Regions from separate parts of the Homo sapiens genome. Here region 2 is linked to region 1. A link is an interaction called in ENCODE POLR2A ChIA-PET data of the cell type or tissue named here. Cell type or tissue: Panc1. All regions are shown on one strand. Each heading gives the region's core, and the rest is flanking DNA. Links, peaks and the distances in the headings are about the cores only. Region 1 overlaps SEMA3C (semaphorin 3C). Region 2 overlaps SEMA3C (semaphorin 3C).

Evidence for each region. Peaks named below come from ENCODE experiments on the same cell type or tissue, not always from the same donor. Only the 100,000 strongest peaks of a DNase experiment are listed, where the experiment ranks them.
Region 2: POLR2A ChIA-PET joins it to region 1 with 8 read pairs; 3 of 35 experiments call an interaction of 5 or more read pairs at or near these places.

The regions. Positions count from the first base shown.
Region 1 is chr7:80,805,774-80,822,296 of GRCh38, reverse strand. SEMA3C (semaphorin 3C) reads left to right here. Exons shown (of 18, transcript NM_006379.5): 5 at 3,879-3,998; 6 at 11,596-11,686. Among named protein-coding and RNA genes, the nearest start is that of SEMA3C, 110 kb to the left of the region's middle. In Panc1, for the core only: no CTCF peak of the experiment used is centred there; no DNase peak of the experiment used is centred there; H3K27ac peaks cover 5,057 bases.
Region 2 is chr7:80,750,469-80,766,991 of GRCh38, reverse strand. SEMA3C (semaphorin 3C) reads left to right here. Exons shown (of 18, transcript NM_006379.5): 13 at 1,749-1,837; 14 at 5,335-5,376; 15 at 8,504-8,661; 16 at 15,656-15,723. Among named protein-coding and RNA genes, the nearest start is that of CD36, 120 kb to the right of the region's middle. RefSeq lists enhancers at 2,237-2,973, 13,199-13,368. In Panc1, for the core only: no CTCF peak of the experiment used is centred there; no DNase peak of the experiment used is centred there; H3K27ac peaks cover 1,868 bases.

The sequences.
Region 1 (16,523 bases), core at 7-8,006:
TCAAATCTTTACCCCTAGATCAGCATTACTTAATGCCTTTCTTTCCTTCTACGGTACATTTAAAAATACAGTCCTATTGCAGTATCTACCACAGCCTGATACATTATGCTCTCCTTTCTTTAAAAGCAGGCATTGATTGAGTCTATTCATTCCACTGTTGCTAGTACCATATGTAGTGCCTCGCATAGAATGACTTCAGCACATATTTGCAGGATGGAATTGACACTATTGCAGTAGTCTAGGTCAGAAACGAAGGCAGCACAATGGAAATGGAAAGAACCTGGATAATCATTTTCAATAGTTAACTCAGCTGAATTGTTTTTCCTTTTGTGGTCTTGTGTGTGGGGAGGGGCAGGGAGCACATTGAGCAACAGATAGTGTGGGAATCTGCTCATTGCTAATCAGAATCTTATAGAAAAGCTGCACAGTGGAGAGTGGCCATGGTTCAAGTCCCAGTTTAGTTACTTATTAAAACTAGAACTCTTTATTTAACCTCTCTGGGACTCAAATTTCCTCATCACTAAAATGGAGTATTGATAAATTGGAGCACTGTTATGAGAATTAAGCAATCGACATCAAAGGATTAAGAGCTCTGTGAATATTAATAAATGTTACAAAAACTAAAAAGTTATATCAGTATTAACTTATAAAAACAACTGTGCATCCTGGCTAACATGATGAAACCCCGTCTCTACTAAAAATACAAAAAATTAGCCGGGCGTGGTGGCACATGCCTGTAGTCCCAGCTACTCGGGAGGCTGAGGCAGGAGAATTTCTTGAACCCGGGAAGCGGAGGTTGCAGTGAGCAGAGATCGCACCACTGCACTCCAGCCTGGGTAGCAGAGCGACACTCTGTCGCCCACCCCCCCAAAAAAAAACAACTGTGGACTTCTCGTCCAATGACAAATTATAAAGCAGCTAAAAGTACAGGATTCAATGTTAGAGACGTATGTGTTTGTAAATCTGCTTTAGTTACTACCTATATGGTCTCAAACAGGTTATTTTTTTAAAAAACTCAAGTTTATTTTTCTAAAAGGGACTGAGTTATGGTAAAAACCTGAATGAATATGTGTAAAGTGCCTAAGTAGCATACAGTAAGTGTTAAATAAATGTCAGCTATAAAGGTAAAAATCAAACTTTCTAGAGGTAAAAATAAAAGGTAAAATATACAATATGATTATTTCACAGTCTAGGATGTAATAAACTCTAAATAAATATTAGTCATAATAAGCAGATAGATATATACATGAAATGAGTATAGTTGGCATTTGAAATATAAACGAGATGTTATTGACTTCTTTCATTTTACCAATACCAGTAATTCATGAAAGTACATTGACATCCATAAGACCCAAGATGAGAGAGACATAACCTGTTATTAAAGGAATTGGATTGAATTATTTATATCTTATGGGGAAATATTGTATACAGAATCCCAGAATGACTAAACTTGAATGTGAAAAAAATATGCATGTGTCTCATTCCTCATAGATTCCCTTTACATAGACATATTATAAACACACATATCTCATCTGTGTGTTTTCTTCAGAAACATGTTATCATCTGTAGTTATGTAATCAATTTCCAGGTACCTCTATAAACAGGTGTCAAGATAAAATGACACTGTGTATTTAACAAAAATCCTTAATGTCTTAAAAATAAAGTGTATGGTCTGGTCTATAAGGATTAATTTCTTTGACTAGAGTTAATGATTGATTATTTAATAATAAAAATCTATCATAGAAACATCTGTATAAAATTACTGCATAAATAAAAGTATATATTTGCTGGCAAGTAATAATGAATATAAAAGGAAAAAATGATGGAAAATGTAAAATAATATTGACTTTAATTTTAACTTCTATTTTAGCAACATTTATTTTGTTTTAGTTTTAAATAATATAAATAATAGATATGGTTTATAAAAAAATAGGAGAGGCCAGGCATGGTGGCTCACACCTGTAATCCCAGCACTTTGGGAGGCCGAGGCGGGTGGTTCATGAGGTCAGGAGATCGAGACCATCCTGGCTAACACAGTGAAACCCCGTCTCTACTAAAAATACAAAAAAAAATTAGCTGGGTATGGTGGCACATGCCTGTAATCCCAGCTACTTGGGAGGCTGAGGCAGGAGAATCACTTGAACCCAGGAGGCAGAGGTTGCAGTGAGCTGAGATCACGCCACAGCACACCAGCCTGGGCAACAGAGCAAGACTCTGTCTCTAAAAAAAAAAAAAAAAAAAAGGAGCATACATGGTACCTAGCAGGGGGAAAAGCAACATATATTTTCTGACCACCCAGGGAAAAATTACTGTTAACTTTTGATGTCTTTCTTTATAGTTTTTTATAAAAATGCTGTCTCTAATATACAATCATTTTATTAATGTTCTTTGAGAGAATGACTTCATGAAGTCATTCAATCTCAGGCTTGATTGAATTATAGTCAGCAAAGGATAGTGAAGCTAGTAACTGTGGAACATTTGGTGGTTAATTTGGTCACAGAGATCTGCATCTAGGGCTGACTGTTTCTGTGCTCCAGCAAGGTCACAGTCAATTGAGAATTACAATAATTATTCTGTTTCATTGGGTGAATAAATGACAGCCTTGCCTTTACTTGAACTGGGAGCAAGTGAGAAAGGAGTTTCTACAAGAGAAGAAAGGAGTATTTTAGGAGATCCAGGGCAAAGAGATTGATTATGTCATTCCTCATAGAAGGCAATCATTATGCTGGCATTTTGTTGGAGATTAGTTTTATTTGCCAATTCTTAAGGTGAATAGTGTCTGCCATTGTGCACTAATGGTAATATGGAACTTGTATAGGCACAGGTGCATTCAGAACATGTTTGTATAATGTGTGTGTGTTCAATGTTTTAAGGAAAACTTAAGGAAAAATAACTTCTGTGTGTTAATTTGTAAACTTTCTCAGGTAAAGAATACATTTATAAAGTTTCAGGATGTAAAAATTTAGACAGTGTTGTAATACAAGAATAATGAAATATAGCATTTTACTTACTATCTGCGGTGGATTATATTTCTCTTGAAATAAATCAGTGGAATAAGCCATGTTGTTTTAATATTTCTGGAAACACGTCTTTTAACAATAAAAAAATGGAGCAGAAAGGAAAATGTATAGCAAAGTATTGCCAAATAATATTTGCATTGATATGTATAAATTTGAGAGCATTTTCAAATGAAGTATTAGAATTAGTCCAGATTAAAACAGAAATAGAAAAAGCAGGGCATGTATGACAACTCTGTTCAATTGCATTCTACAAGGGTAGAGATTTTTGTGTTTTTCTCAGTAAGGATGCCCAGAGAATTTGACTATACCCTGGCAAATAGTAGGTAATCAGTAAATGTTTGTTGACTGACTGTTTCTGTAATAATGTTTTGACTATTCCTGAGCCACTGTTTTTCTTAATATTTGATTTGTTACTTCTACAAGTTAGATAAGTACTCTCAAATTACCTTTAAGAGGTGCAAATATACTAATAGTTCCCCAAAGATATGGCCTAATACAAACTTGTCCAACCTGTGGCCCAAGGGCCTCATGCAACCCAGGACAGCTTTGAATGTGGCCCAGCACAAATTCGTAAACTTTTTAAAAACATGAGATTTTTGGGGGGATTTTTATTTTTATTTTTATTTTTTTAGCTCATCAGCTATTGTTAGTGTTAGCGTATTTTATGTGTGGCCCAAGACAATTCTTCTTCCAGTGTGGCCTAGGGAAGCCAAAAGATTGGACGCCCCTGGACTAATACATCAAAAGTTTATGTCACCTCATTGTTACTTATCATACAAGATCTCAGGTTAACATAGCTAACTGAAATAACAATGAAAGTCATTGAGTTACTAACTGCTTATTTACTGATTCTTTTAGCACGGCTGTGGGAACTTTGTCCGTGTAATTCAGACTTTCAATCGCACACATTTGTATGTCTGTGGGAGTGGCGCTTTCAGTCCTGTCTGTACTTACTTGAACAGAGGGAGGAGATCAGAGGTAAGTATAACTATTTAACATTCTTAGTTTTGATATTAGTGTCAAGGATTTTTGAAACTGTATTTTAGAGTAAAAACTTGGACATATCAATATTCATAAAATATTTTCATGCCCTTTAAATACAAACTATATTACATTTTTTCCTGTCTGCCAAGTTACTTGAAGTATCACCTTTTGCCTTCAGCTAAAAAAGTATATATATTTTTATGTGTATTATATGTGTGTGTGTGTGTGTGTGTGTATACTTTTAGTTGGAGGCAACTATATAGTTTTAGTGTATATGTATATATTTTTAGTATATCTATTTTATTTGTAAAGCTGTAAAAGATGAAAGAAAAATGTTATAATTTCAAGATTACTTGAATGTAATACAGTAATAATATTTGCTCCAAATTATAGAAATATTGTAGCATAAACTTAACCTTCTCAAATCTAGTGTAATTTCTTGTCTTTCAAATTCAATAAAATTTTATAAATATATATCTGTAAAAGATGTATAAAGTGGGATGCCAAGTGTCTGCTGAAAAGAACTTGATGTAATTAACAAATCATACTTTTATCTTAGACCAACATCATCCTACATTAGGCTATTCCAGCCTTATTCTTAAATTAGTTAAGGTGATATGCGGCATTATGGTATGATGTTTGCTAAACACTAGTCAAATATATAGCTAATGTATAGTCAAATATGAGGCTGGTTGAACTTCACCTGTGCTACTTAAGCCTGTCTTTGTTATCCCAGTCCACAGCTGTTGACTAAGGAAAGTACATTACACCAAGAGAGTTACTACTCATTCTTTTAGTCAAACATGTTGTTTTACTTAACATAATTATTTTAAAAACTGAATTTTCAAACTTGGTTTGGTTTTATTATGCAACTTAAATATAGAAAGTCCAGTTTTTAAATAATATTTTAATTTGATTTTAGAGATTAGAATTTTGAAAAAAATAAATATGTCTACTGATCTAAAGCTTATTTTCCTTTAACAAGGATTAATCTATTTTAGTTCTAATATGACTGAACAATGTTTTTTTAAGTTGTTTTTCAGACATGTAATTTATACATAAGTATCTTTTAATGAATAAAAAGTCATTTAAAAATAACTAATTATAATTTGACCCCAAAATGAGACATTTTTTAATGTGGTTCAAGATGCTATGAAATATTACAATTCTTACAGGAAAAGTAAAGTTATGCTTTTTGGAAGAATACAGTTGGCTGCATTGAGCTTGTCATTAAAACCACATGCCTGTGATCAATTGATTAAGTAAACTACTGCCTTAGACGTCTGCAATCTGTCAGACACTTCCCTGAAGTCTGTGCAGTCACTGTACAGGCCAACAATAGCATAGCCATTTTCAGAGCACAGATTTCAAATAAAATTATTTTCCCATGTACGAATTGCCCACTATGCACTTCAAAGCTTAATTGGAAATTCTGTCCAAAAAAATAATCTCCTTTGGAAAACCAGCATGGAATACATTTTAATCACTTTGCTAAATATGAACTACTTTAGTCTCACTTCAAAAGATACGTTTCAAAGGAGAAGCAGTTTCATTAATGAATCTCTGAAATAATACGTGAACATCTTAAGAGCCAATTTAGGTATGAACAGGGTTATGATTTTTAAGCTTTATAAAATGTAGTCCTTGATAGTTCACTCTAGTCGGAGAGTTTCACCATAACATCACTTTTATATATTTGTAGTATAAAAGCCATATTGTAAATATAGAACTACACAGTTTAATCAATCTTACAATGGATTTGTTTTCTTTTAGTTTAGGATAAAAGATCTCCTAGCATAAAATGACCACGTGATGCAGAAAGTTTTATTTTGAGAGAATTCTTCTCTATCACTAAGATTGTATTTTGTAATGACCATGGGTGATACTTACTGCTGACCCTCTTGTATTATTATTAAGAGATGACATTTTTCATCTATTCAAACCTAATTTTGAATAGAAGGTGAACCAAGTTAGGTTGGCAGAGTTACTTTAATTATTCAGTTTTATATCTGGGACATTACCTACCATCCTTCATTGGTCTGTGTTCATAGATATTCATTGGTTCTAGGGGAATATTTGATGAGCCTACTTCGTGTTTGGAGCATCACATGCTTTTGTTATACCCCATTTCTCTTCTATTATTTGCGAGACTGATTCAGAGCTTTCTGAGATTTCAACAGTACTCACTCACCTAAAGAGCCTGGAATCCTTGCTACATGAAGACCTAACCACGGTTCTTCTCCTGTGTCTACTATCTTTACTCCTTGTCTTCTGTTCCTGGAAAAAGATAAAGCAATACAAGTGAATCATGACTTTAAATGAATGAATAAAACATCAACAAAAATGGTGATTGGTTAATTTTGCAACAAATTCTTGGAATATTACCACATCTTATCTTTGATTTCATCAGATGTTTTCATAACATCTGTTTCAACACCCAGATACCAATTAAGCTCCCCTGACCCTGACCCTTATCAAGCAGATAACTTTACCTTAGACTGACCAAGAATATCACAGGTGACCAAGAGTGTCATAGGTATCAAAATTATCCCCTATGCTTTTTGAATGAAATTTGCCACCAATCTAGTCTGTTTCAGTATCTTTTTGTAGGATTTTTTCTGTTTCAGAAGAAAAATTATACATTTTCTGTATTAAGTTCTTTGATAAATAACCTTCATCACTCTGTTTTATATCTTCATTCCCTTTCCTCTACATTTACTTTTTTTTTTTTTTTTTTTGCCCATTTAAAGAAAGGATTGGGTTTCTTTCCCTTAAAATCCTTTTTTTGGTTCTGTGACTTCTTTTTTCTAATTTTCTCCTTTCTCTTTTACTTCATTACTAAGCTTCTCAGAGTAGGAGGCTGAATTTCCAGCTTTTGTGCTCCTAATCTCTATGCCTTTATTCATCCTTTCTAATATTTCACTCCTACACATTAACTAAAACTGTTTAATTAATGGCAGATTCCTCAGTGACCAAATTGACTCCCTCATTTTGTATCCCTTCTCCTAGAACGATCTGTGACATTAAATTCCACCATTCATGCTCTGTATTTTTCATTGCCTTTATTGACGTCTGTGACCATAGGACACTTTGCTATGCCTACTTTTTAATTTTTCACCACCTACTCTCTATTATTTTCTCTCATTGTTCAATCCAGAAATATTCATTTAATGAGAATAAAAGCAGAATCAAAATCATGTTGAAGCTACTTTAAAGCTTTAAAGACCTTAAAAGCTTTAAAGGCTACTTATATGTCAACAGAGAAGTAAATTGGAACAATCTTCAGCAGAAAATGGCAGGAACAGAATTGTGTTGTCACTTATGTGTTAGGTAACAGATGATTTGTGGCACGGTGCGTGGGGGGTGGAAAAGTTGTAGGAGATTAGTTTGAGAGTTGACATAGAAGACCACAAAAGAGATCGTTGTACTCAGGTGATAGCAATGGTGACAGAGAGTATAAAATGGTATGAAGTATAAAATAGTATAGATGATGTTGATGGATTTGGATAAGGAAAAGGAAATGATATAAATGCTGACACTTTTCTTGTTTGTTATTTTCAGCCTCTTTAATTGTGTAGTTGCCATGAACTGAGATGAGAATGAAGAGACCATGTATAGGGTAAAGATTATAAGCCTGAGTTTGGTCTGTTGAATGAGAGATCCCATGGAAAGATCCAATTAGTGATATCAAGTAGGCCGTTAAATATAAGACTGAGTATATACACGTGTGAGTCATTGTTTTATAAGAGTAACTGGAGCCCAAGAAAAGTGTGGATTTAATTATGCAGAGAGGGAGTTAGAGTAAAAAGAAAAGAATGACGGTGGTTGAGACTTGAGGGTCTCCTAACTTTAATGGCCAATTAGAGGAACATGAACTTACAAACAAGCCTAAAAAGAACAGGCAGGGCTGGGCGCGGTGGCTCACGCCTGTAATCACAGCACTTAGGGAGGCCGAGGCGGGCAGATCATGACGTCAGGAGATCAAGACCATCCTGGCTAACATGGTGAAATCCCATCTCTACTAAAAATACAAAAAATTAGCTGGGCGTGGTGGCAGGTACCTGTAGTCCCAGCTACTTGGGAGGCTGGCAGGAGAATGGCGTGAACCCGGGAGGCGGAGCTCGCCAGTGAGCTGAGATCGTGGCCACTGAACTCCAGCCTGGGCGACAGAGCGAGACTCTGTCTTAAATAAAAAAAAAAAGAAAAAAGAAAAAAAAAAGGAACAGAGAAAGAGGGGTGGGGAAAAAAAGACTATGTTGGTTCTGGGAAATAAAAATAAGTCATTGTAAAAACATAGAAGTTTTCAACTATTCCAAGCGCCATTGAGAATCCAAGTAAAATGAGGTCTAAAAAATAAGCACTGAGTTTTGTACCATAATTGTCATTAAAGATCTTATCAATAAGTGTTTCAATGCAATAATTGACGTTAGACGCTGAATTAAAGTGGATTGAAAATAAAATGACAAGTCAGAAAATGGTGGTGAGGATGTACGTAATTCCCTGAGAAGTGTGGTTTATAAGGAGAATGGTATATGGGAGCTGAAGGGGTTGTTTAAATAATGGCATAAAGCCTCCAATTATTAAGATGAAAGTATGTATCAAAGAAACACAAGGAATAATGGAAATCTAAGGTGCCTAAAAAGACGAGATAAGATGAAATCCAAAGCAATGAAATCCAAAGAATTGGCCTCAAAGTAAGAGAACTAGTCTCATGTATTAGTGGATATATCAATATAATATTACATTACTAAATATGATATTTGTGTGTTTAGTAGTGAGGAGTTGAAGATATATCATTTAAGGGCTTTGCTTTCTCTGCAAAGTAGCAATAATGTGAGTTGAGAATAAGTTAGGGGATCAGAAAAATCAGGATTTGGCTTTAGTGGCAAAGGCCTGAAATTTTTGATGACAGAACCAGTTGTGATAAGAGAATCTTTGAAAGGCCACTGTACATTGTAGGGGATCCACTTGTGGTTGGTGATCACAAATCTGTAATGTATTGAATTTACTTTTTTAGGTTGCCTTCTACAAAATGTTTAGTAGTTTGGAGGCAAGTATGGAGAATGTAGATAGATGTATTCCTTTAGGGTGTGGATGCAATGAAAAAAGTCATACATTCAAGGAATCGAATGTTGTGTCAAAATTTATTGAAATTAAAAAATTTATTGAAATTAAAAATGGAATCTGGCCAGGCACAGTGGCTCATGTCTGTAATCCCAGCACTTTGGGAGGCCAAGGCGGGCAGATCACTTGAGCCCAGGGGTTTTAGACCAGCCCGGGGAACATGGCGAAAGCCCCGTCTCTATTAAAAAAAAAAAAAAAAAAAAAAAATACAAAAAATAGCCAGGCGTGGTGGTGCTTCCCTGTAGTCCTAGCCACTCCAGAGCCTGAGGCATGAGAATCGCTTGAACCTGGGATGTGGAGGTTGCCGTAAGCCGAGATCGCACCACTGCACTTCAGCCCAGGTGACAGAGCTAGACCCTGTCTTTAAAAGACAAACAAACAACAACAACAACAAAAACATGCAATCAAAGTCAAAAAGAGAAAAGCCTAACGAACTGGGGAGAAACAGAGAAGATTTCTCAGGAGACAAGTTTTAGGAATTATTTCAGGGTGCTTGAGATAGTTATTAGGTAGACCACATCTGCTCCTGGTGGGGGTGATCTAGATCTAGAGTGCTGTGCAATGTAGGAGTAGGTCAGTTGAGAGCAAATGGTACCTAAACAACCTTACCAATTCCTGCAAGACGAACTCTCACTTATTTGGTCAAATCAGTCTCCAGCTCTAGAACCGCAACAAGGCTTACTATTTTTTTTGTTGTTTGTTTTTCTTCTGGTTTATGATTATTGATTTAGTTTAGTGGTTACATGAATGAAGATCTTTTGGAAATCGGATTCACTAGGAGTCAGGAGACTGAATTCAAATTGTGCTATTATCAGCCTTTAACTACGTGGTCTTCTGGACAAGTCATATTTTTTCATCACCTGTAGAGTGACTTCATTGATGAAGATCTTAGGATGCTCAGAAAGAACCTTTTTAGGCTGGAGGACTGTGATTCTTTTTAGGCTCTATTATTCTCTATTATGTTTAGGGAGGTCCTGCAGTAGTATAGAAACTCAAACAACTATGTATTAGCTTTATTTTTTCAAGGAGTCAAAACTTTAGAATCATCTTTGTTTTCCTGAGTATGATCAATTAGAAATTGGTTGTGATTGATTATCACAAATATATAGTTGTTTGGATTTACCTTTTTAGGTTACCTTTTACAAAACAGTAGTTTGGAGGCATGTACAGAGAATGTAATAGATGTATCCTTTCAGGATGTGGAGGCAATGTGAAAAGGACAACAAGTACAATGAAATTAGAACCACTGAATTATAACTGATGCCCACCTCTGTTGATTGCGACTATATAAATTTTCTTACATCTCTGCTGCTCTTACCTTGACCACTGAAAACATGCCATGTCAGATTATTACCTCCTAATCTCTGGACTCTTGTAATAGGAAACTAACCAATTTTCCTGAATGCAGTGCCTGTTTTTATACATTTCATTCCCAATCTCCTTAAAGCTCAAGATAAAGTCCAACTTTCTAGGGCAAGGTTTTGATCTTTCCATTTCCACACTCAAAAATATTATTGACTTCATATTTCTTTCAGGATAACTTTCAAAAATCTTAGCTTGATAATTAAGATTCCTTATCATCTTATTTGACCTTATTAAAATGGTCATTTTTTTTTTACTTTGAATTTTGGTAGGGGGCTTGTACTAACTTTATGTAAGAAAAAGGTACATATTTATACTGACAAGATATTTCTTCTTGGTGAGGCTAAAACCATTGAATCTATTGCCCCCAATCTATAGTCTTCTCTCTTCCCTTTTCCTGCTTAACTTTCCTTCTCAGTAGCAAGCACTATCTAACATATTCCATATTTCCATATTTTAATTATTTATTACCTTTCTTACTAGGTTATAAATTACTTGAGGACAAAGATTTTAGTGTATTTTGTTTGCAATATCCCCAGTGTTTAGTCAGTTTCTGGTACATGGCAGATGCTCAGTGAATTTTTGTTAAATAAAGTCATGAGTAAATGACACATTTTAAATATGAATTATGAATTATTTTGTTGAATCTTGTACAATGCTTTATATGATAAAATTAAACAGTAACATAAAATGCTATTTTTAAAAAAATCTTAATTATTTTGAAAATAGTATAGTCCTTACATAGATTGTTCCTCTGTGGACAGTTTTCTTCTTTTGGCTGATGTTCAACGCATCTAGTTGAGATTTATAATAATACTTGGTTTTCAAGTGATTTTTGCTGATGTTGATTTGAGGAGAACGACTTCTTGGATCAGCTCTCTGGGGAGTGCAATAGAAAGAGGGCTAGCCCTGCTGAGGTTAGCTTGTAATTACAGATCGATTCTTCTCATAGTTTGAGTAAATCTTAATGTAGTAAATTGGAAGGCATAATAAGCAACCAACTAGAAAGCATATTAATTTTAATGATGCTTTGTTTTACTAATGAACAATTGTCTTCACTAAATAAGTTATCATTGCCACATTTTAAATTTTATCTACAATAAAGGACCAAGTTTTCATGATTGACTCCAAGTGTGAATCTGGAAAAGGACGCTGCTCTTTCAACCCCAACGTGAACACGGTGTCTGTTATGATCAGTAAGTAGACAACGAAAGAGGGAGGATTAAACATAAAATAACATGGAAAATTAGCTTGACATGGTATACCTATTCTTGATGGTTGTGTGGATGATAGTATGTGAGTAAAATAATATGAAGAAAGTTGTGAGCTGAGAAATAGAGAGTTCAGTTTCTCATTTGTAAGAATATTTATGATTAAATAATAAGCATGTAACTTATGACAGTTTTGTCATTCCCAGAGTAGGCCAAGCATTTTTTATAAGTGTGTATATGTATACTTATATATTATCATAAAGTAGTTTTCAGTGTTTTCTGTAATTGTTTGTAGTATTAACTACACCCACTTTTTCTCATGTTTTAGTATTTTTTTCTTTACCTTTCATTATTTTTTATTTGTTTTTAGTTGACAAATAATAATTGTATATATTTATAGGATACAATGTGGTGTTTTGATCTATGTATACATAATGGAAGAATTCAGTCAAGCCAATTGACATATCCATTACCTCGCCCACGTATTTTTTTGTGGTGAGAATGTTAAAAATCTATTTTTAAGCAATTCGGAAATATGCAATAAATTTTATTTACTGTCACCATGGTCACTGTGCAGTATAGTAGATCACTAAAACTGATTCCTTGGATAAACATCTTTTTTTTTGCCCCTCCCTCTGTCCTCCAGCCCCTGATAATTAACCTTTCTACCCTCTGTTTCTATGAGATCAACTTTTTTAGATTCCACATGTAAGTGAGATCACACCTTATTTGTCTTTCTGTGCCTGGCTTATTTCCCTTAGTGTAATGTCCTCCAGTTCCATCCATGTTGTCATAAGTGACAAAATTTCATTCTTTTTTAAGGCTGTATAGTATTCCATCGTGTATATATGTACCATGTTTTTAAAAATCCATTCATATGTTGATGAACACTTAGGTTGCTTCCATGTCTTAGCTTTTGTGAATAATGCTGAAATGAACATGGGAGTATAGACAATGAAATACCACCTCACACCTGTTTGAATGGCTGTTATCAAAAATACAAATGATAACAAGCATTGGGAAGGATATGGAGAAGAGGAAATTGTGTACATTGTTGGTGGGAATGTAAATTAGTACAGCTATTTTGGGAAATGGTATGAACATTCCCCCAAAAACTAAAAGTAGAATCACCATATGATCCAGCATTTCCTCTTCTGGGTATATATCCAAAGGAATTGAAACCAGTATGTCAAAGAGTTGTCTGCACTCCTGTGTTTTAGTAATCTTTTAGAAATGGTTAAAGGGGTGTTTTTTCAAAGGAAAGATGAACAAAGTGCACGTGTTAGCCAAGTTCATTCTCTGTGGATTGTCTAAAAATTGCTATGCCAAAAAGGAGATGGTAATAAAGCTATTTTTTCATTTTTTCACTTTACACAAAATATCAGTTAAGCAGCGGGCCTAATTGCTTAATGATCCACACATTGACAAGACGATTTTTAAACCTCAGTCATTGAATACCTATGACTCACTTAAACAACATTCTCTTTTGATTGAGACACTTTAAAAATATGTCTGAGTTAGCCGGGCACAGTGGTTCATGCCTGTAATCCCAGCACTTTGGGAGGCCGAGGTGGGTGAATCACCGAAGGCTGGAAGTTCGAGACCAGCCTGACCAACATGGAGAAATTCTGTCTCTACTAAAAATACAAAAAAATGAGCCGGGCGTGGTGGCGTGCACCTGTAATCCCAGCTACTCAGGAGGCTGAGGCAGGAGAATCACTTGAACCTGGGAGGCAGAGGTTGTGGTGAGCCGAGATCACGACATTACACTCCAGCCTGGGCAACAAGAGTGAAACTCTGTCTCTGAGTTGTCATGTGTTGACCAAGTAACAAATGTTGGATTTTAGTATGTCATACGTATAGTAGACGTCTTTTCCTCTTTGCTTTTTTTTAATGTATTGCCAGCATTAAAATTTCATCTTTCAACCATAGAACAGGTAAAAAATAATTATTGTGTTCAAAATGCTTGCTTTGGTTCATTTAAATAGATAACTCATCTTTCTTTCTCATATCTGGAAATTACATTAAGACAGGTAAACCTTGGAAGTTATTCAGTGAATTGCTTGAATATCGGCATTCAAGTCGGACAGGGAGGAGCCAAAAGTATATCATTTAGGACATAAAGTTAGCTTTGAAACTACAAAGTTATCCAATTATGACCTATGCAAGGCATGTTTCCAAATATTTAATAGAAGCAGTGTTTTGGAAATTCTTTTCTCCATTAGGAAGGAAACTTTATTCACCTTCAGAAACCATGTGGTGTGTTTGATAGTAATTAAATATATATATAGTTTTCATTTGTTTCCTTTTAAATGCTGCAAAAATAAACCTCAAGGATCTGTTCACATAGCTGCTACTGGAGTTTTATCTCATTGAATATTCTTTAGAATAATAAGGATTAGAACAAGGCATTATAAATTTTCTTGCTAAATTATCTTAAGTCATTTAATAGTCTTGCCCTTAGAGAATTGGATTTGTTTCCAAAATAGGAGTTAGACATTGGCCTTCTTTGTTTTTCAAGGACCTGAGAGTTGAATTCCTATGCTCATGTTCCTATACTACTTTTAACATTTGAGTAACTTTACATTTTGTAATCAAATGAAAGTCACTAAACAATTTGCTTGCCTTGAAAACTGACAGTAAAAAGAACAAAAAGCTTTATAAGATTGTAGTTATCATTTTATTCATCCAATTGATTATCCCTCTCAAATTATCTCCTGTGATTTCTGTGGTCATCTCCCTTAACCATGTAATAGTACTTTATCATTTCCATTCAAGCGCAGTGTGCTAATAAAAGCACAGATTGCTTAAGATATTTATATCTATTAAATGACCAGAAACCTGAAGAATTAGAATTCCAAATTTCATGATGTAGTTTTGCAAGTTCAGTGTGCTTTTGCTATTTTCAGTCACTGCTGTAGGCAACAACGAAGTCAGATGTTATCTTTTAAAGAGCCTACATAACTTTATGAAGTTTTTCTAGTCAGTAGAAATACAGTTGGAAAGCAAAATGTTTTTGAAATAAAGCTAAAAGGCACAAGTTTATTTCTGCATAAGGTCATGCAAAAAATCCTCTCAAGATTGTTACCAAAGTGACATTTATCAAAAATTTCTTATTGATATAAAATGAAGCAGAAAGTTCCTTACTTGCTGTTAAAATTACTGCGAATTTAAGATAGGAAATGAAGCCAATTAGATGTGCAGGCTTATGTAATGTTTGAGACATGACTAATAAGGTGGTATGAAGTAGGATTAGAATTAGCCCTCTCTGCCATACACTAACTTCTTAGTATCTTTTTTTCTTTTTCTGCTTGAAAACAGATATGACAATTGATAGCTGTGCCAATCAATCTGTTGAACAGCAGGAATGTATAATCCACAGTTTAATGGTTAATTGAATATACAAAAATGTGAAATAATTATTTACAAAGTTGCCACAATTTAATAGCTAGATCTGTGTGTATATAAGCCTCACAAATGTTCTTAGAATTTTAAAGAAGCTAAAATGGTAAAGAAAAAAAAAAGCCTTCATACACATTTTTGTTATCTCCCTATAATCTGTTTCCCTGGGCCTAGAACCCCTACTAGGAAGCAGAGCTGAGCAACAAAATGCCCGCCACACCAGCTTGCTAACTGGTAGGGGTCCAGTTCATAACCTGGCGAGCACATATTAGATACATTCCATTCTCCATTCAATGCTGGGCCGACTGGTACTGCTTATTACTAAACAGTGAGCTTAGAGTACTTTGAAATGTTCCAATCCTGCCAAAATGACCACGGTCTGAAGGTAGCCCAGGGAGTAATCCTAGAACAACAGTCAAGGAACGCAGCTGCATGGCAGTTCAGTGGGCCAGGCTGATAAATTTCATGCTTTTTATAATAGATATTTAGCTACTGTTTTATACTCAGGGGTCACGTTTGTTACCAATTCAATGCTTACTGCTCCTTACTAGATGAAAAGTAATATGGATCTTCAAACAATAAGGTAAATGTTGAATGTTATGTATATATAGATTAATACATCTGATTCTGTTAATAGTGAAAATTTATTTAATTTTAAGTATCTTTTCTTTCTTATCGTATTCTATTTTTATGGCTGAGTTGCAGTTGAAAAAGTAGCACTTTGTTTACCTTACCAGGAAACTTCTAGCACTAAAGATCAAAATATGTACTTTTAGTGATTACATTTTTTAGTCACTGATAATGTTTTGACAGTTATAATGTGGCCTCCTTGTCATGTCATAATAATAATTCTTAAAACTATTATATTCAATCCATTTAGGATGATCTTAGAAATTTTAATATGTGTTAAGAACTTTTAAGATCATAATCTAATTCCCATACATTGTAGATTAGAAGGTTGAGACTCTAGATGTTCAATAGCTTAGCACTAGTTCCCAGCTTGTTAGGGATTACCAAAGTTAGAAACCATGTTTTCTGACTCTTACAGTGTTTTTCTTTTAAATGTATTATAGGTAAACAGTTAAGCTATTTTGTTATCTATTATACGTCTGCCATTTCTGATAGACTCTATATAAAAATTAATATATAGTATAATTAAGTACAGGTAGAGGAACTCTCACTTTTACATAGAATAAAGTTGTTTTGAGGTTTGATTTTTTAAAAAACATAGTAATTATCATTCAGGCAATAATGAGAAAAGATTAAAATTTATAAAATTTATTGATTTGCTGGACAATGCAAACCAATTAATATTTGTTATAACCAATTATCATAACACTGTAATACCTGTGGTGATCTCCTAATAAATAAACTCACCTAGAATTTCAAAATAGCTTTAAAAATTTACATTTCATTGATA
Region 2 (16,523 bases), core at 3,958-11,957, 59 kb after region 1:
CTTCTCCCCTGATTCCTGCCTTGGGGTGAGCTGTCCGCAGGCATGGTGGCCTGCCAGCACGTGGGAGGAGAGCATGCGCAGTGTGTTTACTGGAGTTGTGCCCATGCTCACTTGAGGCGTTTTTCCCTTACCAGTCTAGCATTCCTAAAGGAAGGTCATATACCAGTAAAACTCTCCCATTTTGCCTGTTAATGGACATGCTTGAGCTCACTCACTCAGCTCCTGAGATCTTACTGGGAAGCTGCTGATCACCAGTTTCAGGTGTTTCCATCTACTGGGAGACTGTGTTTCCCTGGCACTGTTAACGGTGGAGGGTGTCCGGTTCTTGGCGTCTTGAGGAAAGAATTGGACAAAACACACAAACAAAGCAAGGAAGGAATGAAGGGTTTTATTGAAAATGAAAGTACACTCCACATTGTGGGAGCAGGCCTGAGCATAGGGTCTCAAAGGCCCCGTTACAGAATTTTTTGGAGTTTAAATACCCTCTATTTGGGGTACACCCTATGTAAAGGAAGAAGATGAAGTAAAGTTACAAAGTCATTTACCCGGCGTATGCCTGCGGAGAGGATATTTCCTGTCATAGCTGAAGTTTGAATCGGCTTTATGTTCCCTGCCTCCATACCCTGTTTTCCTGCCTCAGCACCAGCTGCAACCAGTTATTATTTTAGAGAGACATGACATGTGATAACTGCCTGACCATCACCTGTTGGTCGCCTGACATTACTGGTTGGGGGTGGGGGACTCTGCTCACCTATTCATGTCTGACTAGCTATGTACTGTAACAAACTGACAAATAAAATTGTGTAAATAGTAGAACTTTTCTATGAATAGGTGTCCACACCTGAAATAAAATCAGTTGTGTTTCTTTTTTGAAGATGATTTTGAATGGTGAGTGAAACATTTCACCATGTCGAAAGTCCATCACAGTTACAGACCAAATGTGAATTTTCCAATCCTAGTGACTTATACAGTTATTATAAAAATTCATTTGCAGTCATCTTTCTTCAGATAATGAAATCATTGTTTTAATGTTAACAAAATGAGATTGTCACTTTATAATGTTGGTGTGGAGGAGAAAGTAATATTAATGATCAAACTTAAACTTATGTATTGGCTGGTTACATTGGCTCACCACGCCTGTAATACCAGCACTTTGGGAGGCCAAGGTGGGCGCATCATGAGATCAGGAGATTGAGACCATCCTGGCTAACATGGTGAAACCCCCGTCTCTACTAAAAATACAAAAAATTAGCCAGGCGTGGTGGCGGGCACCTGTAATCCCAGATACCCGGGAGGCTGCAGCAGAACAATCGCTTGAACCCGGAAGGTGGAGGTTGCAGTGACCCAAGATCACGCCACTGCACTCCAGCCTGGGCAAGAGAGCAAGACACTGTCTCAAACAAACAAAACAAAACAAAACAAAACAAAAAAAACTTATGTATTGTATTATAAGAATACACATTTGGTTCCGAACTTTTGACTTAACATTCTTTCCTTCTCTCATAGTTGTAGCTACACCCAATATGTGCAAAATATAAGATATTCATATTAGTTCCCCTTGAATTGTATGTGTTTCAATTTTTATGAGATTTGGAATACATTCAGCACATGGCAGTGGCTTAATACATACAATGTTTTTTGATTACTAAATACTTATGTAAATAATGGTCCAAGTCAGTAGTCCTATGTCTAAATAGCTTTCTTTTAAAAAGTATTGTAACATCTCATTTCTTCTTTTTTTAATTTAGATCGGGGTACTGTGCAAAAAGTGGTTGTTCTTCCTACTAACAACTCTGTCAGTGGCGAGCTCATTCTGGAGGAGCTGGAAGTCTTTAAGGTTTGAACATCTCTTCTATTAATCTCAGAACATGCATGATGAGTGGAATTCTTTAATCTTACAGCCACTTGGGAGGAAACTATATTTGATAAAAGATCAAATAAATGAATGTTATGAATTTTTGAGGGTAGGAAAACACCAGATAAAATAAGAAATACAGAACAAATATTTTTGCAAAGTATTTTCCTACATTTCAAGTTATCTTAAGATAAAAGGATTCTTTCTGTTTTTAAGCTATCATCACAACTTGAAGAATTGTGGTCATCATTATTTTTAAAAAATGAGTTCTAGTTGTCAAGGTCTGGAAGATTTTGCCATGAAAGGGCTTTTATCATTTGCTTCACAAGCCACTGAAACCCAAATACTTTCACATTATTGATTGTTAGATAAGCTTTCTTATATTTTTTTAGCCAGTAATTTCAAGAAAAACGACTTTGTTTTCTCTTATTTTATTGCCTTTAATTCAAATGTCACTTCAGTTAAATAAAACAAATGTTGTCTCTTTACCACTCAGAACTTGAGATTTCATTGTATTATTCTCCTTGTCCTTGAATTTGGGATAAAAAAAGAAAAAAAGGACAGAAAAAAAAACATACACAAGGGAAGTTCAGTACTGTAAGATCTCACCTGGTCAGGGCAGAGTGCATGTTCTTTATGTATCTGTGAGCCAGGAGAGGGGATTTGTGGTGTCCTGCTGTGCCCTTCTCTACTCACAGTGTCAGTCACTGTAGTTCAAGTGGTGCTTTTTATCTGCATTTGGAAAGATGGGTAAAGCGCAGCAGAGGAGCTATTAGAATTGCAAAGAAAGTTTGGCATGGAATCAGTCCTGCTGCAGAACACTATTTCCAACTAAACCAATTAAGAAACAATGGCCCAGACACAACAAAAGACCAGAGTCAGCCTATGACTGAGTAAAAGTAGCACTTGAGAACTCCCAGTAGCAGACTCTTGCTAGTCCAGCAAGTTGCTTTGCTTAGTTGAGTAGACTTAGAATGTATTGACTCATTAGTAGACATTCCCACGGTCACCAAAAATACTGACTTTATAAGCACGTAAGTGGGTAGGGTGCAGTGCTGTTAGATTTAGGTAATACATTTTAAATGTAAAGAAATATAAAATAGAATCAAATAAATTTGAGGAACTCTGGCAAGTTTCCTACTATATTATTAAATTTGTAATTTTTAATGCTAGACTAACTTTGGCACAGGTTCTTTGTGATTGGTGTGTTAAAATCGGGCTCATAAAATGACGTCAATGATATTCAGACAAGTGCTTTTTCATGCCTTGTTTTATAAAGAAATTGATTATTTCACTAGATTAACCAGAATCACATTATATAGAACATATTTTTTTTCTCATTCAACTCAGTAGGGAGAACTTGGCTTGCTAAAATAATACGAAGTGCCTTATTCTGGAGTATTCTTGAAGATAGCAAAAATGTCATATAGCAGCACTTCATTTTTAATACTGAAATATCTCCTTTTGATTATCAGGAAATGTTAATTAAGTGAGCATGACATAAACCTAAACATACATGTTATGGAAAGAAACATGAGTTAGTCTGATCACATGCTAACTACTTATGGTCTGTCATATGAGTTATGCTGGTGTTATCATCTTGAATAATAAACTCTCAGTGGAAAAACAGAGTCAGTCAGAATGCACGTGGGGGACATCAGCCCATGAGACACCAAAAAAAGTCTGAGTTTTCTTACTGATGTGTGTGCCAGTGATTGATATGGCCAAGTCAGGAAACACAGTTACTGAATACAGTTACTGTCTTCAGCATGGTGTTTGTGTCACATTTCTGAGGTGAGGTAAAAATAATTGGGTGTGTATGATACACTGTCATGAGCATGTGAGGAAATAATGCATTTAAATTGAAAAGTTTTCTTAGCTAAGTGTCACACTGATGTACTGCAGAAAATTCAATGTGACTTTGAAAAACCAGGAGCTTTGTTTTTATACAGTGCAGGACCATAATCTCTTCTTTTAGTCCTCTGTTCCACATTTTCTGACAATAAGTCTAGTTCCGCTGAGTTTAACTAGAATTAGAAGTATAACTACTAGTAGCTGCCTAACTGATTATAGGTTGCAGCATTTGTATGTGTGTGTGCATGTGTGTGTACATATTTATAAGGGATGATCAAAAATTGTCACAATGGAGAATTAAAGATATCACTGTTTTCCCTTTTAAAATGTTGGTAAATACATGCAGCTCCAGAAAACAAAATAACGGGGGTACATTTGATTTTGAGAGCTTGTTGCCACTTGAGTTATTCAAATAAAGCTCATGAATCTTAATCACTTTACCAGAAGTCTAATTATTATTATTATTTTTTGAAATGGGTTTCACTCTTGTTACCCAGGCTGGAGTGCCGTGGCACAGTCTTGGCTCACTGCAACCTCTGCCTCCTGGGTTCAAGCAATTCTCCTGCCTTATCCTTCTGAGTAGCTGGGATTACAGGCATGCGCCACCATACTCAGCTAATTTTGTAGTAGAGACAGGGTTTCACTATTTTGGCCAGGCTGGTCTCGAACTCCTGACCTCAGGGTGATCCGCCCGCCTCAGCCTCCCAAAGTGCTGGGATTACAGGCGTGAGCCACTGCACCCCACCAGAAGTCTAATTTTTAATCATTAAAAGTAACTAATAATTTTTAAGAAGTGAAGTTATGAATAATTTGCAAGCATAGTACTATTCCAGAAAATTCTTAGGTTCTTTCATTCATTCACATTTTATCAAAAGAGAACCTTTTCTAACAATATTTTTTTGTTTGCAACAATGAGTATTAACTAGTATGGTTCAGCCTAATATATTGTCTTTCCGAAACAGCACTGGCAGGTGAACAATAGTGTCTTATGCAGAGTGCTTGTGTTGCGGAGGAATTAGATGGTGTACCATTCCACATCTTTCTCCACCTGAGTCCGTGGATCCAATTCTGAATTATTTGTCGGATTGAATATTCCAAAAATTTCCTTCTCAGATTTTCATTTTTTGTTCTAATGCCTATATTGATACATGTGTTTTAATTACCACTCTTTTTTTTTTTTTTTTTTTTTTATTGAGACGGAGTTTTGCTCTTGTTGCCCAGGCTGGAGTGCAATGGTGCAATCTCGGCTCACTACAACCTTCGCCTCCCAGGTTCAAGCAATTCTCCTGCCTCAGCCTCCTGAGTAGCTGGGATTACAGGTGCCCACCACCATGCCCGGCTAATTTTTGTATTTTTAGTAGAGCTGGGGTTTCACCATGTTGGCGAGGCTGGTCTCAAATTTTAGGTATATATCTGTGTAACAACTCTATCCTTAGTTTCTAAAGAGGAAGTGTACTTTATAGACAAGTATATGCAAATGTATTTTATATAACAAGTAATTTTAAAGTAGATGTATATATAAAGAAAAGTGATTTCTTCTTGAGATTTAATAGAAAAAAAATCTGAATGTAAAATCCTTTTAAGCAATATTTGAGCAACTAACATGTTGTTTTCTAATATTTTAGAATCATGCTCCTATAACAACAATGAAAATTTCATCTAAAAAGGTAAAAACTAAGCTATTTTATGTTCTTTGCTTATTGAAATGTTTTGTTGTTATGAAAAATTATATTTTATAACTTCTGAATAATTAGTTATCGTACTAACAAAATAAAGAGTACTACTTAAAGTATACCGCAAAGTCACCTTTAATTTTGATGTAGAACTTACAAGGTATTAGTGAAAGACCGAATAGGTTTATTTTTGTATAAAAGTTTGTCGGAGCAGAACATATATACAGCAAGATATTCCAACATTTTGTATATCTGATTTTCTCAAATATTACGGTGTGTGAAGCCAACCGAAATAAAAATAATCTTTCTGGGAAGAATTTAGCATAAAGTTTGGGCTACTCTATAACATCACAACATTGTTAGAGGCTTGGAATGAGTAATCAATCCTGAGTTCCTGCTGTTGTCACATATTTGAAATGCACAGTGTATTCTTTTATGCTTATTTTTAAGGAAATATTATTTCCTAGGATTTAAACATGTCAAAAAAAAGAAAAGTCTCAAATTTAAGGGTTCAGGAATTGGAAAAGAAATATTTGATTGTAATTGAAATCCTCAAATTAATTGTCTGATTTGTCCCTACACATGTAAATATACAATGATCATTGAAATAAAAAGTACAATTCCAATATATACATGAGCAAACCATGTACCTCTCCATTTCCAAAAGGTATTATTTAAAAAACAAATTTTAAGGTACAGAGTAATATAGTGAGAATGGAGTAGGCTTCCAAATAGGCTTGGCATGCATTTGCATCCCAATCTGACCATAATGTACAAACAAATCATGTAACTTCACTGACCTGAGTTTCTACATTTGTAAGGTAATGCTCTTCTCACAAACAAGTTAATTTATATAAATTACCTAGAATAAAGTGGATCCTCAGTAAATGCTGTCTGTAAAAGCCTGAGACCTATTTTTCTTGGAATACACAGTAAAGGTTTTATGTGTTAGCACAACCGATTACATGATTCTGGAGCTCTTCACCATATTTGGTTTGTTACAGATGAAGTGGTATTTTATAGTCAGTCTTACACTCTTTTGACATCACTGAATTTTATGAGGGAAAATAAATAAGGTACAATGGAGCTAACGATCTCATCTGTAAAAATGTTTGTATGGTGCATAACAAACATTTTCCCAAGTAACGAGAAGCCATTCGTCATTTTGTCTAATGTCCTAGGGAGTGGATCTCAAGTCAGGATTGTCTTTGAAGTCAGCAGGGAAGCCCTTTGTTTACAGTAGTTAATGGAAAGAGAAAGTAGCAGGGCAGGATTCAAAATGGACACAAAGCCATTTGTGTGGCATAGTAATCCTGTATGCAAGTTTTAACTATATTTAGTTATGTATTACATCTGTCTTCAACGTCTTAAATTGTAGATAATTTAAAATGTCTCATTAAAACAGTGAGATTCAAGGCAAGGATAATTATTTGACTTTTTGGAAATCATTTGTACAACTGCATACTGCATCATTTTTTTCAGTGCGAGAGGACTACAAATTGTTAATGACATCTTATGTGTATTTAAATAACTTTCTCAGTGTTTCCCATTTTATTATCCATCTTATGCTCTCTTATTTTTTAATTTGTTCTTTTACTCCATGTAACAGAAAATAGTACGCTTAATAAAAAGTATACTATCTAGAATGAAACTACCTGTGTCCTACACTCAAATATACTAGTATCCTTAAAGTATTTTAATGAAGCTGATAAATTTGCTGTATTATTTACTAATTTACTCGATAAACATTTATTTCAAATGTGCCTGGACAAATGGTTATTGTGAAAACACGCAGTTGTTTTCTTGTAGTTTGAATGTTTCAACTGGAGATCAGTCAATTTCAGCACAATTTCTGAAAAGTCAATTGATGTGAATAAAATTATTAGATGTAGTAGAGTGAGATGTGATTCAAATAATTGATTAGAATTGAAAACATGTATTGCTAGTTTAACTGGTATTTTACTGTACTTTTTACCATTAATTAACATTCATTGAGCAACTTGTGAGCCAGAAACTATTCCAAGCATTTTATGTGGAGGAAAACCTTACAACATTTATTTCTTACAAAAACTCCATATGGTAAGTGCTGTGTTATCCTAATTTTACTAGTGAGGAGGCTGTGATTCAGAAAAGTTACACAGCAAATTTGTAGGTGAGCTGAGATTTGAATCTAGGAAGTCTGGTTCCAGAGTTTCAGAGCCTGGCGGGCCCATGGTGTCTCCAGAGATTTAATTTTTAAATGTATATGTATGTGCATGTGTGTGTATCTGTACATGGAGGAGTACACACACACCCATACAACTGCATCAGGTTTCAGCTTACAGATTCTGTGCTAACTTGAGTTATATCAGTCCTTTGGAAAGTAAGGAGTATCAATTAGAGACTCATTCCTTCAGCTCCTGAGAACCATATTATGCACAGCTAAAGGAATCAAACCATTATCTTGGAAGCAGTAGACATCCTACAATTGAAGGAGGATGAAATCTTCATCCATGAGGTTTTTAGGATGATGAAGATCAGTGGATCAAGCAGAATTTTAAGACGTTTAAATATAAATACCGATATTATTCTAAATAATTATTTTTAAGTAGTTTTAATGAGTAACATGCAACTTTCAAAGGCATGTGACCAAAATATTCTTTTTTATTTCATCCAGTACTTACTATTTACCATTTTTTCCTTCTAAACTTAAAATGCCCTTTATTTTAAACCAGACTTTCTCAAATTTACAAAGTAACGTGTTGCCCCACTTGAAAAATAAGAATGCTTCCTTGTGCTTTGCTAAGATACAGCATTCAAAGAAAAAAAGTCATAACTTAAATCTGTAATATGTTAGCTCCAATCTGAGAGAACAATGAATCCCAATGTCTAAAACACATTACCATTCTATATGGTGCTTTGAGCTTTTCTTTTTTAACAGAAAAGTGGTAATGCTATAGGCATATTAATGTAGGAAAATTCTATTTATTTTGGCTTCATACCCTTCTGTGCTTTGCTTCATGTTTTTAATCGGTTCCAAAATGAATCCAAGGGTTTGTGGGCATATATTATAATGTGTTCCTGCTGAAAGTCTTCTTTTAACTTCCACATCTGAAATAAATCATCATCATTCCTTTAATAGCAACAGTTGTATGTGAGTTCCAATGAAGGGGTTTCCCAGGTATCTCTGCACCGCTGCCACATCTATGGTACAGCCTGTGCTGACTGCTGCCTGGCGCGGGACCCTTATTGCGCCTGGGATGGCCATTCCTGTTCCAGATTCTACCCAACTGGGAAACGGTGAGCACTAAACACTCGGCTCAACATCCAAATGTAGGACACCAGACAATACAGAAGTGTTTCACATCTTTAGAATTAGTTCTATTGCTGTTTCCTTAAATGACATTAAAGGTAGAAGCTATGTTTAACACCACACATAGTCTTTGAATGAAGAAAATGGTAATGTGTTATAACTTGAGATTCTCACAGATATGGTAAATCCAGAGTACAGTACTTTGGAAAGAGTCCTTTCTCCCTTCAAAGCTCCTCTGTAACACCTACTCCCCTAGGACTCATCAAATATTTCAAGTAGCATTTAGCTTTTTGCATTTTTTGTATCACCTAATTTATATCTTTTTAATTTTATTTATTATTTATTTATTTTTGAGATGAAGTCTCGCTCTGTCACCCAGGCTGGAGTGCAATGGTGCGATCTTGGCTCACTGCAACCTCTGCCTCCTGGGTTCAAGCAATCCTCTGCCTCAGCCTCCCGAGTAGCTGGGATTACAGGTGCCCACCACTATGCCCAGCTCATTTTTGTATTTTTAGTAGATGGGGTTTCACCATCTTGGCCAGGCTGGCCTTGAACTCCTGACCTCGTGATCCACCTGCCTTGGCCTCCCAAAGTGCTGGGATTACAGGCGTGAGCCACCGCTCCCGGCCGTCTTTTTTATTTTATATGCTTTAGTGTAGCCTTAAAACCCACCTTCCTAGGATTTCTCTACATTGCTTAATTATCTTGTAAACAAGGATACAATATAATTATCTTATAATGCTGGTTCTAGTTCAAGCTACAGGAGTATTATTTCAGCATGGATACCTTGATTTGCTTTCAAAACCTTGATGACCATGCTTTATCCTTGGAGTGGTGAGTGCATGATTACTGGTTAGGTTAAGAAAGAAAGTCAGTCTGAGGCAGGGTACTTTTTATCCAAGTAGAATTCTAGGTGGGAAACTGCATCGACTTGTACCAAGTTGGAAGGAACCATGAGTAGAGAAATTGAAAAGGAATATGCAGAATTCAGAGTCAACCAAGGTCATAGGTATTTTCAGTCATACAGTGACATAGGTCATGATGGTGACAAGGCTAAAACCTTTGAAAATTAGGGTTAGCAGAGGGAGCAAATAGTAGCAGCCATGAGCACCAATGATCTTTCAAGTAAAGCACTGGGGTGATGGTGCTTTATGGTTTTTATTCTCTACATTCCTTTGAGGACCTTGACAGATTGTAACAACCCTAGAGCTTTTGTGTATTAAAAGTATTCTGATCCTCTTATTCATTAGTTCAACAAATATTTTCACTGGAAATATATTTTCCAGGCATTGTTTTAGAAGCTAGGCATATAACAGGAAAAAAGACAAAAATCTCTGTCTTCAGGGATAATGCATTCTAAAGAGAAAAGATCGATAATAAATAAATAAGGAAAACCTCTGGTATATCAAATAATAACACGATCTGTGAATTTAAAAAGGGCAGAGAAGGTAGGTACAATAAGTGGTAAGCAGGAGGTCGTGATGTTAAATGGGTGGGTGTCAGAAAGGGCGTTACTGCGGACATACTGTGTGAGCAAGGACTTCATGTGGAATGGCACCAAGACGTTATCTAGCAGAATAACATTCCAGGAAGAGGGACCAGAAATCTCTAATACTGGAGTATGTCAGGATTGCTCAAGAAACAGCCCTAAAGCTAGTGAGGCTGCCCTGAAATGAGAAAAGGAACGATAGGAAGAAATGAGGTCAGAATGCCACATGATGTCAGACTTTGTAAGTAATTGAAAAGTTTTTATTTAAAGTGAAATGGAAAACAGCTGAGGAGCTGTGACCATGTGAATGATACTGTTTGGCTTTGGTTTCAAAAGATAACTGGTTGGATTTGGCTTGCATTGAAGCCCTGGGGTAGGAAGAGGTTGGAGGCAGAAGGGAAGGGGTGGCAGAAGCTGCATGACAGGAGGCTACTGTCTTCGTCTAGGTGAGATATAATGGTGGCTTGTAGAGGGATAATAAAGGAAGAGGTGGCAAAAAAAAAATGGTCTGATGCTTGACAGCTCACAGAATCTATTGATATATTTGGATGTGGGAGGTTAGAGAAATAGAGGAGTCAAAAATGATCCAAGTTGTCAGAACTGAACATTAGGATTTATGTAGATGTCACTTCCTGAGAAAGAAGAGACTGTGAAAGGAGCAGGTTTGTGAGGAAAAAGAGGATGTTACATGAATGGTATCTATAAGATGTTCACACACGGATATTGAGTAGGCAGTTAGAAATATGAATCTGGAGTAGAGAGGAGTGGCCTGGGCTGGATCACTTGAGAGTCTTAATGGCATGAGATAGGAAGAGAACTCCCACTCTTTAAACCAGGAGTCTCGTAGATGCGTTCCAAGACTGTGTTCCTCCATGTTAATTTGGGCGCTAGTGAGGAGGTCCCTGACTTCTTTTGATGTCTATCTAGAATTTCTAGACATCATTACTCTGTGATCTTTCATCTTAATATGGGGCTGGAGGCCTAAACCTGGACAGTGTGAGGGAGGCAAATTTCAAATGTAATCTCACATAAGTGATTTTTGTGGCCACTGTTGGTATTTTTCAACCATATTTGTTTTTCACTGCCAAATATGATAGTAGTGATATTAGATTAGCATAGCTCTTAGTAAGGTGATACTATTTACTTAGCAAGATGTTCTAAAAATTTGCCTCTCTAACACCTGCAATATAATCTTCAATCTATTAAGCAGATATAGTACTGAAGGAAGCTGAAGCACTATACCTTCCAAGGAAGAAAGGGATATAGGGACTATAAATGGACTTTTACCATAGTTGTATAGGTATACCAGTTATTATATAATGTAAGGAAACTGGACATCAGTACTCCTTCTCAGCAAAGACTTGTTTTGACCAACAAGCATTTTTGTATAACAAATAATATTTCTCAAGTAAAAGTCCATACTGTATATAGACTGTCATTGCATACTAGATATACTTTTTTACATTTTAGAAGTTTATGCTCAATATGGGCTAGCTCATTTGTTTGCATGTTTTCCCACCTATTACAACCCCAGGTATCCTTTCTAAGATGTGTGCTTAAATATACATTGTCATTCTACCACCACAAATTATAATTTTAATCATACTTTTTTAATAAACAAAGAAATGAGTCTATCATGCAGTTCTTTGCATTTACAATATCATGCCTGATATTAAACTATGAATAATGGATAGAGAAGGAAAGTAGTAGCTATTTAAAGAGTTATCTTGGCTAGGTGCAGTGGCTTATGCCTGTAGTCCCAGCACTTTGGGAGGCCGAAGCAGGCAGATCACTTGAGGTCAGGAGTTTAAGACCAGCCTAGCCAACATGGCAAAACCCCATCTCTACTAAAAATACAAAAAAAAAAAAAACAAAAAAAAACAATTCGCCAGGCATGGTGGCAGGCATCTGTAATCCCAGATACTTGGGAGGCTGAGGCAGGAGAATCATTTGAACCCTTGTGGCGGAGATTGCAGTGAGCTGAGATCGCGCCATTGCACTCTAGCCTGGGAGACAGAGTGAGACTCTGTCTAAAACAACAACAACAACAACAACAAACAGCTATCTTGATTATCTCCAGCAGTGCCTTAATTCTGTCATGAAAAGCCTGAAAATGCTACATATATAAAAAATATGCCTGAGCCTACCCGTATTTATCTTTGACTAGCATATTGGAAGTTTCACTAAAAATATCTACGGTATTTACATTCTCCAAATTATGTCCTAACTTAGTTAAGCAAGTATTTATAGTAAATACAAAACATGTTAGTGAATGAATTAACTATTTTGTAAATTCCCATATGAGTTTTTCATTTTCCTTTGAAGATAATGGATTTGGAGTACTTTTCCACATTTATTTTCTTTAGTAGTGTTAATTTACCTAGTTTTGTGCTGATGCCACTCTCTAAGCAAAACACGAAGATCACTTAGAGGATTTCATAGAAATAAAAAGCAAAAAACTATTTTCTTTGTGTACAAACAGAGAAATACAGTTATACTTGGAAATTGGTGGAATCCATACTTTGACATAATGAAGTTGGTAAATATCATTGGCTCAATAGTCTCCGTTTTTAAAAAAAACTATAGTAAACATGCCGGGCGCAGTGGCCCACACCTGTAATCCCAGCACTTTGCGAGGCCGAGGCAGGCGGATTGCCTGAGGTCAGGAGTTGGAGAGCAGCCTGACCAACATGGTGAAACCCCGTCTCTACTAAAAATACAAAATTAGCCGGGCATGGTGGCGCATGCCTGTAATCCCAACTACTCAGGAGGCTGAGGCAGGGGAGTCGCTTGAACCTGGGAGGCGGAGATTGCAGCGAGCCGAGATTGCACCACTGCACTCCAGCCTGGGCAATAAGAGTGAAACTCTGTCTCAAAAAACAAACAAACAAACAAACAAACAAAACTCTAGTAAACAATAAAAGCATTTTTTTCATTTTCACTCTCAAGTCTCTTAAATATTTGTGGATTTGTATCAAATATTGCAGTATAGTCTCTAACAGTATTTGTTCTGGATTCAGACAAGTAGTTAGAAACTTTATTAAGACAAGATAATCAGACCAATTTTCAAATAAATGTCTTTTCTATAAAAAATGATTTCATTGTTTATCCAAAAGAATTTACTGTTGTGGATGAAACATGGGAAACTTGAACCAAATTCCAAGTTCTACATGCAATACAATATTACTCTGCCTACCAGCATGTTTTTTTGATGCTATGTGAGTGCCATGGAGGGAATCTACACATAAAAAATGCTCAGATGGCTGCCTTGCTGATCTCATGATTTAAGCCAAGCCATAACAATGTTTTTTTCTGCATTTCAATGTCTAGAAGCTATGTGATACTGTAAATTGAGATTGCCCAGCTTGAGAGTTTGTATACATGAATAAACCATTACATAGTGTTGATCACAGGACAATAAATTTAGCCATTGTGGATGATATTGCTTGCCTAGATGGCTGAAAACGCTCTCATGATGCTCATATAATATATACTCAGAAGTTGGCTGTAGGAAAATAATGCTGGACTTCAAAATATAGCAAATGTTATGCAGTAAAAACTTGATATGCGAGCTATTCTAGAATACACTACCATATTAATCATATTTCCTGAGATGAAAGTGGCTAACACTTTCACTGTTTTCGTGTGTACAGAAATACACAATCGGTACGGGTCACGTGACTTTGGAAAAGGAATACTTAGGTGGTACAAAATTTTATACCTATTCTACCATAAGTAGATTTCTACAGTCCATTGTGTACATGAAGTAGTGTTTTCTTTAGCTAGAAAATGAGCTTTTTTTCACTATCAATGACTTTGTGATTAATTTTTCTTTGTAAGTTTAATATCTACTGTGTGCTTTTAATATTTCTGTTCTTGCTGAATATTTTATCTTTAAAAGTATGAAGAAAGACTTAGCATTTAACCCAATTAAGTGATATGCTCACTCGAGTATACTTTTCGGTGTTGATAGTAAGCAATCGATTTAGGCTGGTATTCACAATATTTAAAGAGTCACCTTCTGACTTTTAACAATGTGTGATGCTCAGAGGATTGCAGCTGCTCTACGTCGACTTCTTAGACTACATAATACCACTGAAAGTCAGGTACTTAGTGAATCTAAGACTCACGAAATTAAATAATTTGAATACAACTTAGAACTTATTTAAATAATGACCAGTTTGCAAATATTGTATTTTTTTTTTTTTTTTTTTGAGATGGAGTCTCACCCTGTGACCCAGGCTGGAGTGCAGTGGCGTGATCTCAGCTCACCACAACCTCCACCTCCTGGGTTCAAGCGATTCTCCTGCCTCAGCATCCTGAATAGCTGGGACCACCATGCTACCATGCACCACCATGCCCAGCTAATTTTTGTATTTTTAGTAGAGACGGGGTTTTACTGTGTTGGCCAGGCTGATTTCAAACTCCTGACCTCATGATCCGCCCACCTCAGCCTCCCAAAGTGCTGGGATTACAGGCGTGAGCCACCGCACCTGGCCCAATGTAACTAAATTTTTGAAATGCTTAAGCTAATAATACGTAACAACTAAATGCAAAGGATGAAACTTGACTGGAAGCTGGTTAACTTAAATCCATAAGAGATATTTTGGGAACAACTAGAGAAATTTTAATATAGAATATGCATTAGATTATGTTGTTAAATATCAATATATTTAGATAATTATATTGTTATGTTGAAATATTGTCGTTGAAAAACACATGCTAAAGCACTTACGGGTGAAGCATTATTGTATCTGTAACTTATTTTCTAAAGGCTTTCATAGGTGTGGATCCACAGCATATACATGATATATATTTGCATGTGAGAGAGAAAGAAATTAATGTGGCAAAATATAACAATTTGTGAATCTAGGTATACCAGTATTCATTTTACTCATATCTGTACTTTTCTGTAGACTTGAAATTTTCAAAATAAAAAGTTGGGGACAACATGCTTATTCTAGTAAATGAAATTAACTTTTTATTAAATGTCCCTATTTTTATCTCTATTGCTTGTTTCAGAAAAGTTTTAATATATCTAGAAACAGAAAACATTGACTTTTGTAAGAAACAAGTATGTTTATTTAAGACAAGCTATTATAAAAAGGAAAATGCTACGGAGTTTATACTTTGGATGTTATTGTTTTAGAAAATTTAGGCTGAATTTCTCTAAACTAAAAATTTACACTATTAATTAGAGAAGGTAGCATTTACTCAGGATATGCATGCAGCAGGCGATTCATAGCCATTTCATCATGAATGGTAGATGGGAAAACTTACTCAGATTGAAAAGCAAAGATAAGTACCCCCCCTCATTATTGATAAATTGTATAAGAAATGTGAGATAGCTGCATCAATCAGAACTCTTTTTAAAAAATTTTATGAAAGCTTAGCAATAAAAAGGGTGCAAAGTTTAAAATTACAGTGTTTTAAGAGTGGTGTAATTGGCAGTGATAATTCTCAGTCACTTTTATGTATTTCTGCACTTGCAGGAGGAGCCGAAGACAAGATGTGAGACATGGAAACCCACTGACTCAATGCAGAGGATTTAATCTAAAAGGTATTAAAAGTGAGCAATGGCCAATCTCAGTGAACAGTAGCAATGCTCCGTATCACATTTCAGTAAGGGGAAACATTGTCATAGATTCAGGCGTTTCACTTTCAAAAATATTTATTATAACAATTCTGGGTATTTATATAGGGTAATTAAAACTTAAAGGCTTTTTGTATGTATACTGAGAATCGTGTAAAACAAATGTCTGGGAACACGCATACTTCAAGTATGTTAGCTGGTAGGTCTTTCTCGCAGATCGTAATTACAGATTTTCTTAGCTACTATTTTCTTTCTGAAGAAAACCTATTTTCCATTTTAAGATTTACCACTGAAGAACCCTTAGAACAGCATTTTTTTACTGCAGTAAATATACATAACATAAAATTTACTATTTTAACCATTTTAAAGTTTACAGTTCTGTGGCATTAAGCATATTTACATTGTTGTGCAACATACTGCCAGTCACGTCTGGATATTTTTCATCTTCCCCAACTGAAACTAGACCCGTTAAATACCACCTAACCATTACCTCTTCCCTCCAGCCCTTAGAAACCACCATTCTACTTCTTTATGAATTCTTATGAATTCAACTTCTCTAGATACCTCATATAGGTGGAATTATACAATATTTGTCCTTTTGTGACTGGCTTATTTCACTTAGCCTAAAGTCTTCAAGGTCCATTTATATTGTAAAATATATTACAATTTTCTTCATGTTTAAGGATGAATTGTATTTTATCATGTGTGCATATATATAATGTGTGTGTGTGTATGTGTGTGTGTGTGTGTGTGTGTGTGTGTATATA